Linked DNA regions of Homo sapiens: region 2 is linked to region 1. A link is a contact called in ENCODE Hi-C or POLR2A ChIA-PET data. All regions are on one chromosome and are shown on one strand. The core of a region is the stretch at or near the end of the contact, and the rest is flanking DNA. Distances in the headings are between cores, read along the strand shown. Region 1 has its middle 8.3 kb from the start of RPL19. Region 2 overlaps CDK12 (cyclin dependent kinase 12).

What was found. Hi-C counts contacts between places; a loop is a spot of excess contacts on that map. ChIA-PET counts read pairs that join two places held with the same protein, here RNA polymerase II (POLR2A). Pooled maps may share reads with other maps.
Region 2: a pooled map shows a loop between it and region 1 (3-fold over the local background). The contact joins two enhancer-like sites. A Hi-C loop is called at or near these places in 2 of 50 pooled maps. POLR2A ChIA-PET finds 5 or more read pairs at or near these places in 6 of 52 experiments (A673, HEK293T, HepG2 and 3 more).

Annotation. Positions count from the first base shown.
Region 1 is chr17:39,206,849-39,210,316 of GRCh38, reverse strand. No RefSeq gene overlaps it. Among named protein-coding and RNA genes, the nearest start is that of RPL19, 8.3 kb to the right of the region's middle. RefSeq lists enhancers at 1-411, 412-1,078, 957-1,086, 1,107-1,196, 2,866-3,125 and a silencer at 376-485. Within about 2 kb of position 1,961, at least 21 of the 41 ENCODE cell types and tissues checked have a DNase peak (open chromatin) inside an H3K27ac peak, as active enhancers do.
Region 2 is chr17:39,484,660-39,488,127 of GRCh38, reverse strand. The region is part of intron 2 of CDK12 (cyclin dependent kinase 12); the gene reads right to left. Among named protein-coding and RNA genes, the nearest start is that of CDK12, 25 kb to the right of the region's middle. Within about 2 kb of position 1,612, at least 3 of the 41 ENCODE cell types and tissues checked have a DNase peak (open chromatin) inside an H3K27ac peak, as active enhancers do.

The DNA.
Region 1 (3,468 bases), core at 712-3,211:
ACCTGAGGAAAGTGGGAGGAGGTCTGGGGACGCTGGAGGGAAACGGCTTGGGGCTGCGGTCACTTTCCGCCTCCATGTGCACCTGAGTCGCGCAGGGGCGGACATGCTCCTGCGCGCCAGGGCCGTCGAGGCCGATCTTGCCCACCCAGAGGTGCCCTCCGAGACCGGGCGTGCCGGGGGTCTGGGAGGGCTCAGTACCCATCCGAGGTCAGCCTCGTCCCCGCAGTCCCCCAAGCCGGAGACAGAAACGCTGGCGGCGGGGACAGTCGTGGCCCGTGGGTCCCCGGGATGACTCAGTCGCCCCTGTCATCGGAGCCCAGCATGGAGGGGCCGCACCCCTCCCGCCGCCGCGCTCGCCGCCCACCGCTCTGGCAGAGCTGCCTCCTTCCCCTCCGCCTGCCCAGCCGCGTCATCGCCACGGCGAGCACGTCCTGTGCTATTTATAGGCGGAGGGGAGCGGGGCGCCAAGGAGAGGCGGGCTGCGGGGGTGCTGGGGCACTGCTGGCGCTGCCCGGATGCAGAGTGGGGGCTGCCTTTCCTGATGAGCGCCCCCTCCTCCACCGGTTCCGGTTTACAGCCCCCGCCCCCTGAGCCAGGTAGGCCAGGTGGGCCCAGACCTTGGGTCCCCTCCTTGAGCTTTCTTTGGGCTCCTTGACTTGAGGAAGGCCCTGGAGGTTGGGGGTCGAGAGAGCCGGGAAAGGAGGGTGACCCTCCCCCTCCTAGGATCCCCAGCCCTGGGAGTGGAAGAAGGGGTCACAAGACCAGTGTGAATGCTTAAAGAGAGGGAACTCATAAATAGGCACCTACTGTGCCCAGGGAACCGTGCCAGGAACTTGATGTTACTTAATCCTTTCCAGGATCCTGTGAGGCGAGTGGGGGTGTCCTCCTCTCACAGGGAAGAACTGAGGCACAGCCAGGTTAGGTGGCTTATCTAAGGTCACACAGATTACCCAGCTCAACACTGCCCTCTTTATACATGGGGAAACTGAGGCCTGGAGTGGGCTAATGACTTGTCCAGGGTCACACAGCAAAATGAGTGATCAAGCCAGTCTTGGAAACCGCGGCTTTTTCTTCTCCTTTCAGCTCTTTCCCTCCCCTGCCCTGGCTTCCTCAATGCCTTAAACTAACAAAATGGAGACAGAGACACCCTGAGACGCTGGGCCAGAGGCTCCAGGGATCAAGAGCCTGAGAGCCTTGCAGCCACGCCTTATGCACACCCAGCTGTGTGTCTGCCACCAGCCGGCAGCTGGCCTGGACGCCCATCCCCCTCCAGCCTATTTGCCGCACTGCTGAGCACAGCAGCTTTTTTGGGTGGCTGAACCCCATGCAGCATGCTCACAGCCTAGGGCCTGGGAACAGTTGGTGCCCCACTGTAGCCTTTGCCCTCCTCTGTGCCCACTCTGGGGGTGGACGGACCAGCAACACTACTGGTCTGGGGCAAAGGGTGCCTAGGAAGCTACTGGTGATCCCAAATCCCACCATTTGGCTCTGTTGTCTCTGACCCACATGTGCCCTTCATGCCCCCCTACACAGAAGCTGAGCTTCACCTGGCTTGTACTGTGTGGGATGAAGGTTCCCTGGACTTCAGGGAGATGCAGAAAGAGGAGGGAGTCTGGAGAGATGGATGCTGGAGGTGGGGAGAAGAGAGAATGAGCCCCTCGGTGCAACCCTACTCATTTTGCCAGCACTGCTTCCTTTGGCCCCTTCAACCTTCTTCACCCCCATTCTTACCCGCTGTCCACCCAATGCCTGGGCAGGTGGGGGCACCTGCTGAGGAGTGCAAGGAAGGCAGCCTCAGCCTCCCTGTGCTTTGCAGGAAGCCAGCCTAGGTTAGCCCTGCCGTAGCCTCAGAGGCAGTACTGGAAGGAGGCCAGGCCCCTCTGTACCCTCTTCTCCAGCTCACAGCCCTGCAGTAGCAGCTGTGCTCAGTGCCTCTGCTGCACCCCAATCTGAATCACACCCTCCCACGTCGGGAGACTGCAGCCTGGGAATCAGAGTCAGGCGCCAGTGTTCGTGCAGCACTGAGGTTCTGCACACCCCACTTGTGTCTGCCACCAGCCAGTAGCCAGCCTAGCCCCCCCACCCCCGGCCTGTTTGCCGCACTGCTGAGCACAGCAGAAGAGTCACTGGCTCCTCTGGGTCTCTGTTTCCTCCTCTAGAAAATCAAGCATTGGGTTTGCTCAGGGATTCTTTACGTGGTAAGGGTGTGGGTCACGAGCTCCTTGAAAGGGTGTGGAATTATATGATAGGGACACTTGTATGCTCTTGAAAGAAAAAACATTTTTTTTTACAATTTTTTTTTTTTCCCCTGAGATGGAGTCTCTCTCTGTCACCCAGGCTGGAGTGCAGTGGCTCAATCTCGGCTCACTGCAACCTTTGCCTCCTGGGTTCAAGTGATTCTCCTGCCTCAGCCTCCCGAATACCTGGAATTACAGGCGCGTGCCACCACGCCTGGCTAATTTTTGTATTTTTAGTAGAGCCAGGGTTTCACCATGTTGACCAGGCTGGTCTCTAACTCTTGACCTCAAATTATACACCCGCCTCGGCCTCCCAAAGTGCTGGGTTTACGAGCGTGAGCCACCGCGCCCAGCCAACAAATTATTTTTGATATTTTTGTTTTAGAGACAGGGACTTATTATGTTGCCCAGGCTGGCATGCAGTGTCTATTCACAGGCACCGTCATAGCTCACTGCAGCCCCAAACTCCTGGGCTCACGTAGCCCTTCCCAGTCAGCCTCCAGAATAACTGGGACTACAGGCTCACGCCAATGTGCCTGACAGGACACATCTTTTCTTTTTTCTTTTTCCATAAGTAAGGAAACAAGAGGACACATCTTTTAATCAGATTTTCTCAAGGCTACAGGACCCGGAAAAGATCCAGCAGTTACTTTAGGGGTTCTTTCTGCTTGGGGCTCCTGTGGGAGTGGATCCCTCCTAGGCACTGGCCTGGGAAGAGGTTGGAGGACCATGGTGGAAAGAGGCCAACTTCAGGCCTGGGGTGAGGTTAGGAAAGAAGTGGGGAAACCCAAGGCCTTCCAAGAGGTGGGTTCCTACAACTTCCTAACCCATCTCTTTCTCCCGCCCCCGAGAACAGACAAAAACAAAACCAAAAAAAAACTCCAGTGAGGCAGCAGCTGACACCTGCATTGACCTGTGAGCGAGTAGCACCATCTTCTGGTCCAGGGTGGAAACCAGCTTCTGCGCTGCAGGCTCTGGAATCCTGGGAGGGTCTCATATTGGGTTACCTCATTCTCCTTCCTGACATTTTTTTTTTTTTGGTTGGGGGTTGGGGGGAAGGGTCTGGCTCTGTCACCAAGGCTGGAGTGCAGTGGTGCAATCTTGGCTCACTGCAGCTTCCACCTTTCGGGTTCAGGTGATCCTACCACCTCAGCCTCCTGAGTAGCTGGGACTACAGGGGTGCACCACCATGCCCGGCTAATTTTTGTATTTTCTGTAGAGATGGGTTTTC
Region 2 (3,468 bases), core at 363-2,862, 280 kb before region 1:
TAAGAAGCTGGGACCACGGCACACACCAACACACCCAGCTAATTCTTGAAATTTTTTGTAGAGACAAGGTCTTGCCATATTGCCCAGGCTAGTCACAAAATCCTGGACCTCCCCAAGTGATGCTCTTGCCTCGCCTCCTACCACGTATGGCCCAGATACAATTTTTTGCCTATCTCAATTTATTAATAAGTGGTAGAGAAATTTTGTGCCAAGAGCCAGGTGTGGTGGCTCATGCCCGTAATACCAACACTTTGGGAGGCCAAGGCAGGCGGATCAGTTGAGCCCAGGAGTTCAAGACCAACCTGGCCAACATGGTGAAACCTCATCTCTATTAAATAAAGATACAAAAATTAGCTGGGCATGGTGGCATGTGCCTGTAGTTCCAGCTACTTGTGAGGCATGAGAATTGCTTGAACTGGGGAGGTCAAGGTTGCAGTAAGCCGAGATCGTGCCACTGCACTCCAGCCTGGGTGACAGGGCAAGACTTTATCTCAAAAAAAAAAAAAAAAAAAAAAAAAAATTGTGTCATGCACATCCTCAGAAAAAATAAGACATCTATAGTACAACAGACTAACTCATGTCTACAAATAAAATCAGGCCAGATAGGTCTTCTCTATTCCTTCACAGTATCAGATGGTTGAAAAAGATCTGAGAACCTTAACCACAGGCAATCTTCTCTATTTTTATGACAGGTAGTTATAAAGGAAAATATTGGTGCTTTGCATGAATATTTCCTAGACCACAAAGATCTATCTCTTGCAATGTATCTTTTTAAAGAATACTGTTAACCCTTGTGTGTGAATTTTCCATAAAAGAATGTCATTTACTCAAAATATAAGAACATAAATCTCAACAGCTATTGACTCCTGCCAATTTTTATCGTTTTAATCCCTTGTAAATCAGACAGAACAATACAATATAGGTTAGTTTGTACCACATCAACCAGAACTGGGATAGTCAGTGGAGTAGATAATGATCATCTGAAACTTTCTGTTGAAATACTGGGAGAGATGAACATGCAACATTATTATAATCTGCACTCAGATTTTTCCATCCTAGAAACAAAACTTATTATCAGAAAACTCTTTGAGTCACAATGTAATATAGATTCTTTTTTTTTGAGACGGAGTCTCCCTCTATTGCCCAGGTTGGAGTACAGTGGTGCAATCTTGGCTCACTGCAACCTCTGCCTCCTGGGTTCAAGTGATTCTGCTACCTCAGCCTCCCAAGTAGCTGGGACTACAGGCGTGTGCCACTACGCCCGGCTAGTTTTTTGTATTTTTAGTAGAGATGGGGTTTCACCATATTGGCCAGGCTGGACTCGAACTCCTGACCTCATGATCTGCCCACCTCAGCCTCCCAAAGTGCTGGGATTACAGACATGAGCCACCGCACCCCACCAACATAGATTTTTTAAATTATTCTAATTTTTAAGATGTTCAGCGAAAAAAAACTTGTAATTTCTCAACCACTGTCGGAATATTCTTTACAAATCTCAATTCCTCATTATTCAAAACAGATTTCTTCTTGGTTTGGCTTCACTAGAAGAACAAGAAAAATCAGGCTGAGCATGGTGACTCATGCCTGTAATCCCACTACTTTGGGAGCCAAGGCAGGAAGATTGCTTGAGCCCAGGAGTTCAAGACCAGCCTGAGCAACATAGTGAGACCTTATCTCTAAAAAAAATAAACAAAGTTAGCTGGGAGTGGTGGCATGCACTTCTGGTCCCAGCTACTATCGAGGCTGAAGCGAGAGGATCACTTGAGCCAGGGAAGGAGGCCAAGGTTGCAGTGAGCCATGATTGTGCCACTGCACTCCAGTCTAAGTGACAGAGCAAGATTCTGTTTCACAGAAAAAAAAAAAAAAAAAAAAAAGAGGCAGGGTGCAGTGGCTCATGTCTGTAATCCCAGCACTTTGGGAGGCCAAGCGGGCGGATCACCTGAAGTCAGGAGTTCAAGACCAGCCTAGCCAACATGGTGAAACCGCATCTCTACTAAAAGTACAAAAATTAGCTGGGCATGGTGGTGCACTCCCAAAATCCCAGCTACTTGGGAACCTGAGGAAGGAGAATCGCTTCAACCCAGGAGGCAGAGGTTGCAGTGAGCCAAGATCACCCCACTGCACTCCAGCCTGGGCGACAGAGCAAGACTCTGTCTCAAAAAAAAAAAAAGAAAAAGAAAAAAGAAAAATTAAGGTATTTTAATTGTGTCATCATCATTTCAAATAAATTCAGTCTATGGTTTTTTGTCTGTTTGGAGACAGGATCTTGCTGTGTCACCCAAGCTGGACTGTAGTGGTGCAATCATAGCTGACTGCAGCCTCGAGGCTCAAGTGATCTACCCACTACAACATTCCAAGCAGCTGAGACTACAGGTGCATACCACCACAGCTGCTTTTTTTTTTTTTAAGAGACAGGGGCCAGGCACAGTGGCTCATGCCTATAATCCCAGCACTTTAGGGGGCCGAGGCCGGGGATCATGAGGTCAGGAGATCAAGACCATCCTGGCAAACATTGTGAAACCCTGTCTCTACCAAAATACAAAAAAAATTAGCCAGGCGTGGTGGCACCCGCCTGTTAGTCCCAGCTACTCAGGAGGCTGAGGCAGGGGAATCACCTGAACCCGGGAGGTGGAGATTAGTGAGCTGAGATTGAGCCACTGCACTCCAGCCTGGCGACAGAGTGAGACTCTGTTTCCCAAAAAAAAAAAAAAAAAAAAAAGGGGGGGGATGCCTAAGCTCTGGTCTCAAACTCCCACCTGAAGCAATCCTCCAGCTTGGCCTCCTAAAGTGCTGGGATCACAGGCATCAGCCACCATGCCCAGCCAATCTGTGTTTCATATTTTTGTTTTCTCCAATGTTTACTTTATGAGCTCAAATAAAGTACTAATACAGATTAGGTACTCTCTTATCCACAATGCCTCAAACCAGAGTGTCTGAACTTTTTTTTTTTTTTTTTTTGAGACAGAGTCTCGCCCTGTCGCCCAGGCTGGACTGCAGTGGCGCGATCTCAGCTCACTGCAAGCTCCGCCTCCTGGGTTCACGCCATTCTCCTGCCTCAGCCTCCCGAGTAGCTGGGACCACAGGCACCCACCATCACGCCTGGCTAATTTTTTGTATTTTTAGTAGAGACGGGGTTTCACCATGTTAGCCAGGATGGTCTCGATCTCCTGACCTCGTGATCCGCCCGCCTCGGCCTCCCAAAGTTCTGGGATTACAGGCGTGAGCCACCGCACCCGGCCTGAGTGTTTCAAATTTTTAAAATTTTTAGATTTTGGATTATTTGCATTATACTGGATGAGCATATTCAATGCAAAAATCTGAATACTGAAATGCTCCAATGAGCATTTCCTTTGAGTATCATGTCAGCGCTAAAAATGTTCCTGATTTTGGAGGATTTCTAGATTTTTGGATTAGGGATATTGAACATGTATGAAAAATGTATACTGCTTCTAAAATATTACATTTTTA